Regions from separate parts of the Homo sapiens genome. Here regions 1, 2 and 3 are each linked to region 4. The links are chromatin contacts, found by Hi-C in ENCODE. All regions are on one chromosome and are shown on one strand. The core of a region is the stretch at or near the end of the contact, and the rest is flanking DNA. Distances in the headings are between cores, read along the strand shown. Region 1 overlaps RGS3 (regulator of G protein signaling 3). Region 2 overlaps SNX30 (sorting nexin family member 30). Region 3 holds the start of POLE3 (DNA polymerase epsilon 3, accessory subunit). Region 4 holds the start of FAM225A (family with sequence similarity 225 member A).

Region 1 (3,024 bases), core at 92-2,591, 480 kb after region 4:
GCCTGGGCAGAGGTGGTCCACAGAGGGTGCCAGCCCTGTTTCACTAAGCTCCCACGTAGGTCAGAGATCAGACGAGAGGACCCCAAAAATGCCTTCCAGCTCCAAGACGATAATACCTTCAAGCCTCCTATTTTTAAAAAGCCTAAAGAATTATTTCGGATGTGTAAACAAGTAAGTATAGAGTTTAAATCCACTGTTTCCACGTGGTTCCATGGGGCCTGCCAGCCTGGGCTGGATCGGAGAGGGCAGCCATGGATGGCCAGGGAGCCCCAGAAGTCCGACCAGGACCAATAGGGAAACCAGCTGAGCCCTGCTCACAGACGAGCGCTCAGTCACTAGTGGGCTCTGGACCCAGACCACAGTTCTCTGCTACTTGTTAGTTCAGAGAGCCCAGGCCAGTTATCAAACTGCCCTGGGCATCTGTTTCCTCAGCTGCACACTGAGGGGAAATATCAGTAACTAGCTCTTAGAATCGTTGCCAAGATTAAATGAGATAAAGTATGTTAAAACACTTTGGCCCGGCACCTGACATGTAGTGAACGCTCAATAAATAATGGCAAAACCCATGCTAGCTGAGAGTACTTGCTCACTGCTGTGTGTTGGGCGCTGTGCTGAGCACGTCCCCGTGTTAACTTACATAATCCTCACCACAGCCCTTTGAGGGAAGTCCGGTTATTACCCGCATTTTACAAATAAGGAAACTGAGGCACAGAGAGGGATGTAACTGAGCTAAGGTCAATGAGCTAATAAATGATTGAGCTAAGCTTCAAATCCAGGCAATTAAAAATCTACACTCTTAATCATTACTATAATTACAGTTATAATTACAGTAAGAATTATAATTATTGTTCCAAGAGGTGGTGAGCTCCTAGTCCCTGGAGGTGGCTGGATGAGGCTGGGCAGGGCCCAGGGATTCTGCCTGGAGTGAAGGAAGGGCTGTATGGTCCTGGACTCACCTCCATCTGCTTTTCAGCTGGACAAGGTCACATAGTGAGACAGTGGGGAGAAGATGGAAAGGAGAATCCCTTTGGAGGGCCTTTGCAGACTAGGCCCTGGGCAGGCATTGATGCAGCTGTGGGAGGGGAGGGAAGAGTCTGAGGAGCCACTCTGGCCCCCTCCAAGGTCAGAGGCCAAAGCCTCCCTGCAGCTATGGTGAGTCCCTAGGGCTGGGAATCAGAACCCGATTTTTTCACCTCAATTTCTCCTTGGCTCACAGGCTCTTTTTGGTGCTGGGGTTTCCCCAGCAGCCCAGGGGGCTGACTCCTAGGGCCAGAGCTGCCCAGCCCCTCTGTCAGGCTGCTAGGCTTGGGTCAGTCCCTGCTGAAGACACTCTCCTCCCCACAGTGGAAGGAAGAGCCCATTTCCCAGCAGCGCAGAGGCTGAGGATGGCGGCTGGGTGGGAGTGGTCCCCAGGCCCATTGTGTGGAGCCGATAAAGTACGGAAGCTGAGGTTAGAATGGGAGGAAGCCCAGGGCCCGAGGGCTCTTTCCCACGGGTGGGGGCCTTGGGCATGGCCTTGCCAGGCCAGCATGAGTGCAGCCTGTATGTGCACTGAAGGGTGCCCTGAATGGTGACAGTGGTAACACTCACTGGGCAATGACCACTGGTTACTGAGGTTAGCGTGGGTGCCAGGACTGGGCCTTGGGGTCCAGAGTTTATCCTGGTGAACCTTCCATCAGCCCTGTGAAGTGGCTGTCACTATGCCTAAGCCATAGCTAAAAAAATGGAAGCCGAGAGGCTAGGAAACTTACCCAAAGTTGGTGAAAGCAGGATTTATATCCAGGTCTGGTTCCAAACACTTGCTCTGAAATCACACACCATACGGTGTGTGCCTCTGTGTGCACGTACACACATGTATGTTTACAACTCTGGTGGGGCAGCATTCTCAGGAAGGAGGCAGCACTTCCCGAGTCTTTCACAGGAAACATTAAAATGTGTTCTGACCTTGCATTTTTGAGTAGCAGCATCCTCTGGTGGAGAAACACAGGCCTTGAATTGAGGCAGATTCCAGCTCTGTCACTTACATGCTGGGTCTCCTTGGGGAAGTGACTTAAATTCTCTGAGCCTCTATTTACTTTATAGGTTTATTGTGAGGTTTAATGAGATAGTATCTGAATTATGCCCCATCCAGGGTCTGGCCTATAGTATGAGCTAAATGAAGGTGTAATTCATCCATCCATCCACTCATCCACTCCTTCATCCATCCACCCACCCACCCACCCATCCATCTATTCACCCATGCATTCATCTACCATCCACCCACCCACCCACCCATCCATCTATTCACCCATGCATTCATATATCCATCCACTCATCCATCCATCCACCCATCCATCCATCTATCCACCCACCCACCCATATATTCATCCATCCATCCATCCATCCACTCATCTATCCATCCACCTATCCACATATCCATCCATCCATCCATCCATCCATCCATCCATCCATCCATCCATGCAGGTGGGAGACTCACAAAAGCATCCCCCGAGGAAGGAATTGCACATGGAGATGAAGACCTTCTGTTGGTTGGAAGGCAGAGTTGAGGAGGTTGCTGAAGTAGGGGCCAGGCTGGAGAGATAACTGAAGGAATAACTGAATGGAACTTTCTGCCCTGATCCTAAGATGGTAGATCCAGTCGTGTTACGGAGTTTGAATGTTATCCCGAGGGCACTAGGGAGCCATGGAAAGCTATAAGGCAAGAGAGGTGCACTCAGGCCTGTGTAATGATTTATTTTATACACTGCTGACCATCTCAGGTCTCCTTTGAACTTCAGAATCCTGACTTAATCATTATGATCCTGATTTTAGAAATTAAGGAATAGAGGCTTAGAGAGGGGCAGGGATTGGCCTAGTGACACAGCAGAAGCCCTGCCCTCTCACCTGCTCACTGCCTGCAATGAAGCCTCTGTCCTGAGTGCCAGCCGTCTGGCTTCTCCCCAGTGAGCTGGGGACCTGACTGTCCCAGGAGGAGATCCCTGTGGCCGGAGAGTCTGCCAGGCCGATTCCACTTCATGGCCAGGC
Region 2 (3,086 bases), core at 382-2,881, 270 kb before region 4:
CGACACTTACAAATATACAATGATTGCACATTGTACATCTTATTTTTAAGAGGTTTATCTATGTCAATACGCATGCTTATCTCAGGGGTCTTGGTGAATGACTGGGGTGGGGTGAGGGTCTGAAGTAAGAGTAGGTTGTAAGGGAAAGCCACATGGAAAAGGCTGTGGCTGGAGACTTGGAAGACATATGGGAGTGAGCTGCGCAAGGGTCGGAGGATGGAGCATTTTAGGCAGAGGGGAGCAGCCAGTGCAAAGTCCGAAAGCTGAAATGAGCTCAGAGTCTTTGCAGATCAGAAAGGCTGGGGAGTGGAACCTGGTGAGCAAAGGAGTAAGTGGTAAGCGGTGAGGTCAAAGAGAGGTAGGAGCCTGGTCCTGCAGTAGCTTTTTTTTTTTTTTTTTTTAGACAGAGTCTCACTCTGTTGCCCAGGCTGCGTGATCTCAGCTCACTGCAACCTCCACTTCCCGCTTCAAGCGATTCTCCTGCCTTAGCCTCCTGAGTAGCTGGGATTACAGGTGCGCACCACCACGCCCGGCTAATTTTTGTATTTTTAGTAAAGACGGGGTTTCACCATGTTGGTGAGGCTGGTCTCGAACTCCTGACCTCATGATCCACCCACGTTGGCCTCCCAAATGCAGTAGCGTCTTAAAGACCATCTTAAAGGCTGGTAAGAGTCTGGACTTTATTCTAAGGACTAGAAGAGAAGCCATTTGGTTTTATGCAGGGGGATGACAGGATGTGATTTTCACTTTAAGAAGACAACTAGTGCTACAGTATGGAGACTAGATTGTAGAGGATGAGAGTGGTGATTGGGAAGGCCGTTCAGAAGGCTGTCACAGGGAGCCAAGGGCAGAAAACTAGGTGGTGGAGCCTGGACTGCAGTGGTAGAGACGTGGGTGGATTTGGGGTATATTTTGGATGATGGGCCAATGGCACTTGCTGCTGTAGTGATGCAAAATAAGAAAGGAATTGGGGTTTTTGGCTTTAGCAGCTGGGTGGATCGCAGTACTGTTTATTGGGACGGGGAGGGTCCAGGGAGGAACAGGTGGAGCAGTTGGGAGTCCACTATTTTGGGCATGTGGAATTCAGAATGCCTCCTAATCATTAAAGTGGAGATGTCATGGCAGTTGGTTTTGAGTTAGTCTAGAGTGGGAATAGAAATTTGGGAGTCATTAGTGTATGAATGGTGTTTAAATCTCTGAGACCGATGGAGATTGTATGAGGAGATGTGATTGAGGTGCGTAGAGTGTGAAGGCCTGCGCCTGTGGCATGGTAATATTTATTGATCTATCACCTTAAGACGAAAGAACAAGTAGCAAAGGAGCCCACAAAGGAAGGGTTGGTGTGGCAGGAGGGAAGAAGAGGATTGCCTCCACGAAGCCAAGATAAATGTTTTAAGAAGGGGGCAAAATATATCTGTTGGATTTAATAATATAGACATCGTTGGTGATCGAGATTACAAGTGTGAAATGTGGATGCATAAGTTTTGGCTTAAAGACAAAGTTTTTCTTCCAGTTGGAGATAACTTCTACAACATTCCGGGTTAGTCCTTTTCAAAAGCCAATTTAAATTGTCAGGCGGTTTCTTCAGCCTGCCCGCCCCTTCCCCACAGGGCCACAAGGTGGCGCCAATGAGTCAAACTCCGGGAACGCGAACAGTTGGTGCTTTAGGTTGGCCATTTCCGGTGCCTTTCCAAAACTGAAATGAAGAGTTTTCTGGAAGATTGATTTGTCAGGGAAAAAATGTCCCCTTTCCTGAACAAAAGAGATTATACAGAGTGGCTAATTTCTTGCAGCTAAAATAATGTGAAGAAGCAGGATGTGAAATATGCCTGATTTCAAAGGCTTTAAAAAAATAAGAAAAATATTAAAATGAGAACTCTGAGATTCCCAGTAATGGCAGACTGAATACACATTTAAACTTCACCAAAATGACACTAAAACGATTTTGAAAAAAGTCACAAGCCCACAGACAAGAGCAACAGGCAAGGAGGCAATAGCAGTACAATTTTGGGAACGGATTGAGAGTTAATAAGTACTTTAAATGACTCAAGCTGATTTTGAAACCGACTGTGGGGGAAAAAACTGAGAAGCCACCTGGTTTACACCGCGGAACCCTCCAAAAAGGTCAAGAGTTGGCAGCACCACGCCCCTCTGGGACTGAGGTAGAGCTGAAGAGAAGAATAAATCTAGAGTCTGTTTAAGAATTCTAGCTTCTGATCCTCTCCTCCCTGCTCACACAGGGGCCACTTCCTTCTCCACTTTGGCAGAACTGGGGGTCGATTCTCTGGAGGGGGCCTCTGTGGAGCAAGAGACTCTAGGCACACTTGAGGGTGTTCAGTGAAAGATTAGTGATGTTGAGACTCTTCTCCTGCTTGACTCTCAGCCTTAGATCTTCCATGCAAGGAGGAAAAGAGCCTTTTCTAGAAAATCTGGACGGGCCAAGAGAAGTGACCCACAGATACTGATATTGGCTGGCGATGGAGAACCAGGGTGGTCCCTCAATGAAAGGACCCAGCCGAGTCTCCTATGGAGAATGTCAACAAGCCCTCTGTGCAGAGAGCTTTCAATCCATTTCCATGGAGTTTCCCTCTTGGATGAGTGGACAGACAAGGGTCACCAGATATGTAAGGGAAGATTTGAATATGAATATCAGAAGTAAAACAAAGAAGAAAAACCTATTGAATGAAACACTGATGGGGAAGAAAATTTCCAGAAAAAAATGTTAATATTTTCCAAAAGAGAAGATATCACAGCCATAAAACAGTAATTTTTAAAAATTCAGAGAACAAAGAGCTCTTGGAAATTAAAACCATAATAGGAATAAAAAAATTAATAGAAGAGTTAGAAGAAAAAGTTAAGCAAGTCACATATGAAAAGAAACCAAAAGAGAATTGGAGAAAAAAATATGAAAATTAGAGGATTAGACCATCTGAATAACAGGTGTGCAGGCAGAGAAACAGAGAAATGGGAAGCATCAAAGAAGCCATTCAAGGAAAAAGACCAGAAGGGAAGAAATAATGTATCACTGATTGTGTCTGTGTGATGAGATTATGTATGACTTCTCCCCCTCCTTTAAATTTTCCAAA
Region 3 (3,150 bases), core at 625-3,124, 300 kb after region 4:
CCCGCCCTTTTCAGTTGTCTACTTCTTCCTCTTCATTCTGTTCTTCTTCTTCCAGCCTTTCTTCGTCTTCATCATTGTCCTCATCCCTGCTCTTGTCTTGCTCTTCCGAGTCTGTTTTTTTGTCTTTGTCCTTCTTCTTTTGCTCTGAGGCCTCCTTCTTGCCTTTCTGCTCCCGCCTATATGCTGTAAGGACGGAACAAGGGGTTAGGAGACAGAGCTGAAAGTGAGCCAGACGGACTGCAGGAGCTAATTACATTGTACAATTGGAAAAACGGAGGCAGATGGGCGCGGTGGCTCACGCCTGTAATCCCAGCACTTTGGGAGGCTGAGACGGGCGGATCACCTGAGGTCAGGAGTTCAAGACCAGCCTGGCCAATATGGTGAAACCCCGTCTCTACAAAAATAAAAAATGAGCCGCACGTGGTGGCGTGCGCCTGTAGTCCCAGCTACTCGGGAGGCTGAGGCAGGAGAATTGCTTGAACCCAGGAGGAGGAGACTGCGGTGAGCTGAGATCCCATCACTGCACTCCAGCTTGGGTGACAGAGCAAGACTCCGTCTCAAAAAAAAAAAAAAAAAAACAAAAACAAGAAAAGCAAGACAAAAACAAAAACGGAGGCAGAGAAGGAAAAATAACTTGCTCAGCATTACAAAACAGATCTGAGGTGGTGCCCACCGAACTGGGTCGAGTCACATCAAGTGCTGGCTTACTGGACTTAAAGGGACCCGCGCTGAGAAGGCTCAGGGCCTGGTGAACAGGTCACACAGGATGACCATCTTCTATGTGGTTTAGAAGACAAGAGGCTCGTTACCTTCCAGAGCTTCTTTCAATGGGGTAACGAACCGCTGGAACTCCATCTCTTCCATGGCTGAGAGCACATCACTGGCATTCAGCGTCTTCCGCTTTCCTTTCATTGCAAAGTTGTTAGCACTGAGAGAAGAGAAAGGCTGTCAGACTCCCTCTTGTTTGTAAGGCGTGAGTGGGAAAAGGAGCACCCAGAGGTGGAACGGGAAAGCCTGCCTCTTACATGTATGGATTTTGGTGTGACAGGGATAAGTCCTTCCCTTCTCTGCACAAAAAAGCTAAAGCAAAGTGATTTTGTTGTGTTATTTTGCTTCAGAACTTGTAAAAACTGGCAGAGGACTGTGAACATGTCCCCACCGAGGGAGAACACAATCGTTGGGGTTTGTAGGCTCCCAGCCAGCAACTCCCAGCCAGGTATCCCCGCGCCTCCCTTATGCCTCTGTCCCGCTCACCAGGATGTGGCGTACAGCACGAAGACGCTGGCGGCGCGGGAGATGGCGCTCCGGGCCTCCTTGGAGATGTTGACACCGTCCGGGAGCTGCGAGGAGACCGGGGGTGAGCAAAGCTGCCGTTCCAGCACCTGCTTCCCTCCTGCCCGTTCGTCCGCCCCCCCCGAGCTGCTCACCGCCTCCTTGATGATCCTGGTGATCACGGCATTGGGCAGGTTTAGGTCCTCGGGCCTCTCCGCCATTGCCGCCGCTGGGGCTTAAACTCCCCTTCGCCTCCGCTTCAGGGAGCTACTGCGTCCGGACTTCCCGCGTCGCTACGGTCTGACCCTGCGAGGTTTCCGTTCCGCCCCACGTGGCCTACAGTGTCCCACAGTGCTCTGAGCGCCATAGCCTCCCTCCTCCCCCCACAGCCCCGCCTCCGCCTCAAATACCGGCGCATCCGGATTTTGAAGCCGCAGTGGTTTTGGCCCGCCAAGGCTTCCATCCAACCCTACCGCACCCCGCACGCCCCTCCCCAGGTCCATTTCTCTGCTTCTCGCCATCGCCGCGTCGGGAACCTTCTCACCAACTTATTTGGCTCAATGGAGCTTCCGTCCGTTTCCCATGGTGCCCTGCGCCGCTGCTGGGTGACGGCGCGGCCGGGCGCAGCGCGTGGGAGACGAAGGCGTGGCTGACTCGGCGGGGCGGATCCCTTTAGGACCCGAGGCAGGCTCTGGGCCCGCCGGGTCCGTTAATCTCACCGCGCCGCAAGGGGCCACGTTTTACCACTTGATTTAGCAACCCTAAGCGGTTTGGAATCTGCTTTGCTCTCACAGGACCTCAGCCCGTCGTGATCAGATTCTCCCACTTTCTTTTTTCTTTCCTGGAATGGAGTGGGCAGTCTTTTTCCATCTCTACCGAAGTTGATGTTCATTTTTAATCTTTTCGCCCCTCACGCTTTTGTAATAATGGTACTAAGACTGAGTGTTATTTAGATTTTATTGTTGTTGTTTGTGTTTAACGCGAACTATTTAGGCAGCCCAGGGATAATGCTGGCCATATAGAGATGCGCCTGATTAGGTCTCAGGAGTCAATTCGGACTGGGCAGGTAACGAAAGGGCGAGAAGCAGCCTTTTCACTGTATGAAGAATGCAACGTCACATTCGCTTTCAAAAACAAACCGTGTTAAAATTGTATTTATTTTTCAGTTAAATTGTTCATCATACATTTTTTCCAGTTAAAACCATTCTCAAGGTTTTGCAATGGCGTTTCTTTTTTTTTTTTTTTGAGACAGTCTCACTCTGTCGCCCAGGTTGGAGTGCAGTGGCGCCGATTTCGGCTCACTGCAAGCTCCGCCTCCCGGGTTCACGCCATTCTCCTACCTCAGCCTCCTTAGTAGCTGGGACTACAGACGCCCGCCACCACGCCCGGCTAATTTTTTTGTATTTTTAGTAGAGACAGGGTTTCACCGTGTTAGCCAAGATGGTCTCGATCTCCTGACCTCGTGATCCGCCCGCCTCGGTCTCCCAAAGTGCAGGGATTACAGGCGCCAGTCACCGCGCCCGGCGCAATGGTGTTTTAAGTTGTTTTTAAGTTATTTTTATATTAAGTTCGTAGAAATTCTCACTCCCACTGATTTTATTTATTTTTTAATTTTTAAAATTTCTTGACAGGGTCTCACTCCGTCCCCCAGGCTGGAGTGCAGCGGCACGGTCTCGGCTCACTGTAGCCTCGACCTCCCTGGCTCAGGTGGTCCTCCCACCTCAGCCCCAAATAGCTGGGGCTACAGGTGCGTTCCATCACACCCAGCTAATTTTTTGTATTTTTCGTAGAGACAGGGTTTCACCATGTTGCCCAGGCTGGTCTCGAACTCCAGGGCTCAAGTGATTCTCCCTCGGCCTTGCAAAGTGCTGAGATTAC
Region 4 (2,941 bases), core at 352-2,851:
AGGGCCCGCTGCTCCCGGGCCACGCCGGGACACATGAGTTAGGGGCAAAATTTAATGCCGCAACAAAGCGACTCATTTTTTTGGAACTGAGGCTGTTCCAGAACTTCTTACTCACTCTCGGCGCCGCCCCCGCGCTTCCAGGCCCCGGACCCGCCGCAAACACCGCTGGGCTTGGACTCAAACCGCGGTCCGGTCCCACCCGGTCTGGTCCAGTCCCGTTGGAGGCGGCGGTTGGGCTCAGCGCCAGGCGCGCGCCCTCTGCTGGCCGTTGGGAAGCGGCGAGGGAAGCGCTGAGCTCGCGGCCGAGCGGTGGTCGCTCGCCCCCTCGCGGGCTCTCCCGGAATCGCTGACATTCTCCGTCCCTTGCTCTCTGCTCCTGGCTGGGGACGCTCTGCTCCAGCCTTGCCTGCTCCCTTTCCTGGGATACGCCTTGGAGCCATGGCTTAAAAGTAAGGACATCTTCATGCATTTGAGATACCTGAATAGTAGATATCTGAATAGTATCTCCTCTTAGTCAGGCCTGAATACAAAGACCTGCTCCTAGTTCTCTTGGGAAACAGGACATAGTCTCAAAATCCAGAAGACCCAAGACTCCTGTTCCCACCACCACATTCTGCAGGCTTCAACCAGCTGGACATGGAGGGCCATGGTGGTGCGTGAGATAAGATCTCCTGGAGAAACTACTACCCTCCAGCCTTGATCACTATCAGGAAGATGAAAGCAGGAAATCTACTTTGTCCCTGTTTGGGAATCGCTGTCTAAAGGTTCTTCCAAAAATTTGCCCCCATCTGAAGGCAAAGAAATACAGTCTTTGCCTGGGAGGTTTTTAGGGGTGAAATTGAAGTGCTCTTCTTCCACCAGGCGCGATGTATCACGCCTGTAATCCTAGCATTTGGGAGGCTGGAGGTGAGAGAGGTGAGAGGCTGAGGGGGAAGGATCCCTTGAGGCCAAAGTTAGAGACCAGCCTGGGTAACATAACAAGACCCCATCTTAAAAAAAATTACATTACATGAAAATATGGTTTTATTTCCCTTCATGTGACGTTTCCCACAGGAAAACTGTAGAGGAAGTTAAACTTGTGGCTCTTTCTAATCAATTATACAGATGGTTTGCCCAGCTCAAAAAGAAATCGCAACTCTTTTGCCCCGGTTGGCAAATATTAGTACCAAAATCATGGAATTATTTTGACAATATCTTGTACATTATGAGTTACAAAAATGTTTAGAGAGAAGAAAATTTGTATTCCTTGAATGAATATTATTTGTAATATTCTTTGATCTATTACAATGATATAAAATGGCATTTGCTGTTCTTCTGTTTGAACTTATCTTGTGACACTTTCTTCAGAATGGTATTTTGTTAAAACTGGTAGGTATTATAAAAATAAACAGTGACCAGTAGCTTGATTGTATTACAAATTTTTCTTTCATGTAAGAGGTTGGGGCAGGTATTTCTCATCAGGTGACTCACCTGTTTGGCTGTCTCCCAAACAGTGATTTAGAACATGGGTTACCTGGTGTTTTGAGGCTTTGATTACCGTATAACTGATTTTGTAATTGTGGTGCTTAGGTCTATTCCAATCCATGTAAATGGAGCATCCCCAGCCAGGAGCAGAGAGCAAGGGACGGAGAATGTCAGCGATTCCGGGAGAGCCCGCGAGGGGGCGAGCGACCACCGCTCGGCCGCGAGCTCAGCGCTTCCCTCGCCGCTTCCCAACGGCCAGCAGAGGGCGCGCGCCTGGCGCTGAGCCCAACCGCCGCCTCCAACGGGACTGGACCAGACCGGGTGGGACCGGACCGCGGTTTGAGTCCAAGCCCAGCGGTGTTTGCGGCGGGTCCGGGGCCTGGAAGCGCGGGGGCGGCGCCGAGAGTGAGTAAGAAGTTCTGGAACAGCCTCAGTTCCAAAAAAATGAGTCGCTTTGTTGCGGCATTAAATTTTGCCCCTAACTCATGTGTCCCGGCGTGGCCCGGGAGCAGCGGGCCCTTCCTCTTCCAGGCTCCCTGGCCCCGGTCTTTGATGACTCAGAGCTCCTGCGGTCACCGGGCCGCTCTGGAGACTCATCAGAGCAGCTCCCCCATCCCGTCAGCTCTGCGGTTACAGCCTCAGTTAATTTCCAAAGTCGCCCACTTTCAAAACACGATCTTAGGGCGGGACGATATGTACGCATCTTCCTGTGGCCAGCAGCAGTGATGGCAACGCTGTAGGCACCTCCTTCCCTTAGGAAGAAGCCAAACATTTCACGAAGTCCTTCTGTGCTTTTAGACGAAACTGGAAAATGGCCTTCATTGGAAAAGCCCCAGTCCTCGGGGAGCAGATCCCCCATCTCTGGCAGTGCAGTGTGCCTGGGAGCTGTCTGGAACATTCCGCAAGTGAGTACTTTTCCTTTTCTTTGGTGACAACTTTATAGGTTGAATGGAATTTGCCAAAATTTAGTTTCCCATCGTGCCCAACGCTTGTACAACTCTCAGAGTGTTGCAGTTACAGGATCTGACCATGGCTTGATTTAAAATGTGGATATTTTGCTCACAATGGAATATTTAGCATGAATTTTGATTTTTAAAATGTTGCATTAAGGCCGGGCATGGTGCCTCACGCCTGTAATCTCAGCACTTTTGGAGGGCAAGGCGGGCAGATCATCTGAGGTCAGGGGTTCAAGATCAGCCTGGCCAACCTGGTGAAACCCCGTCTCTACTAAAAATACAAAAATTGGTCAGGTATGGTGGCGGGTGCCTGTAATCCCAGCTACTGGGGAGGCTGAGGCAGGATAATTATTTGAACCTGGGAGGTGGAGGTTGCAGTGAGCCGAGATCTTGCCACTGCACTCCAGCCTGGGCAACACAGAAAGATTCCGTCCAAAAAAAAAATTAACAAAATAAAATAAAATAAAATGTTGCATTACTGTGTTACTTTTTCATGGGAATAGTAACTAATGAAGCTAGCA

What was found. Hi-C counts contacts between places; a loop is a spot of excess contacts on that map. Pooled maps may share reads with other maps.
Region 1: a loop to region 4 is called in a map of chondrocyte, with 16 times the contacts of the local background. The contact joins the enhancer-like site here to the promoter of FAM225A in region 4. A Hi-C loop is called at or near these places in 1 of 168 maps with a recorded cell type or tissue (chondrocyte), 1 of 37 single-sample maps with no recorded cell type and 8 of 50 pooled maps.
Region 2: a loop to region 4 is called in a map of endothelial cell of umbilical vein, with 16 times the contacts of the local background. The contact joins the enhancer-like site here to the promoter of FAM225A in region 4. A Hi-C loop is called at or near these places in 5 of 168 maps with a recorded cell type or tissue (CD8-positive, alpha-beta T cell, HCT116, Right ventricle myocardium inferior and 2 more), 13 of 37 single-sample maps with no recorded cell type and 32 of 50 pooled maps.
Region 3: a map of mammary epithelial cell shows a loop between it and region 4 (24-fold over the local background). The contact joins the promoter of POLE3 here to the promoter of FAM225A in region 4. A Hi-C loop is called at or near these places in 3 of 168 maps with a recorded cell type or tissue (PC-9, dorsolateral prefrontal cortex and mammary epithelial cell) and 8 of 50 pooled maps.

Annotation. Positions count from the first base shown.
Region 1 is chr9:113,588,145-113,591,168 of GRCh38, forward strand. The region is part of intron 18 of RGS3 (regulator of G protein signaling 3); the gene reads left to right. Among named protein-coding and RNA genes, the nearest start is that of RGS3, 130 kb to the left of the region's middle. RefSeq lists enhancers at 823-1,324, 1,325-1,824. Within about 2 kb of position 1,342, at least 14 of the 41 ENCODE cell types and tissues checked have a DNase peak (open chromatin) inside an H3K27ac peak, as active enhancers do.
Region 2 is chr9:112,843,245-112,846,330 of GRCh38, forward strand. All of the region lies in intron 6 of SNX30 (sorting nexin family member 30), which reads left to right. Among named protein-coding and RNA genes, the nearest start is that of SLC46A2, 46 kb to the right of the region's middle. RefSeq lists a silencer at 1,541-1,650 and an enhancer at 2,982-3,086. Within about 2 kb of position 1,632, at least 3 of the 41 ENCODE cell types and tissues checked have a DNase peak (open chromatin) inside an H3K27ac peak, as active enhancers do.
Region 3 is chr9:113,408,801-113,411,950 of GRCh38, forward strand. POLE3 (DNA polymerase epsilon 3, accessory subunit) reads right to left here and starts at 1,875. Exons shown (of 5, transcript NM_017443.5): 1 at 1,817-1,875; 2 at 1,428-1,608; 3 at 1,255-1,340; 4 at 810-928; 5 at 1-183. The coding sequence starts at 1,493. The coding sequence ends at 11. It overlaps C9orf43 (chromosome 9 open reading frame 43), which reads left to right and starts at 1,947. Exons shown (of 14, transcript NM_001278629.2): 1 at 1,947-2,201. RefSeq lists enhancers at 673-1,872, 775-1,674, 1,247-1,526, 1,767-1,956, 2,575-3,150.
Region 4 is chr9:113,111,295-113,114,235 of GRCh38, forward strand. It overlaps FAM225A (family with sequence similarity 225 member A), which reads left to right and starts at 1,602. Exons shown (of 3, transcript NR_024366.1): 1 at 1,602-1,869; 2 at 2,263-2,369. FAM225B (family with sequence similarity 225 member B) reads right to left here and starts at 383. Exons shown (of 3, transcript NR_024376.1): 1 at 116-383.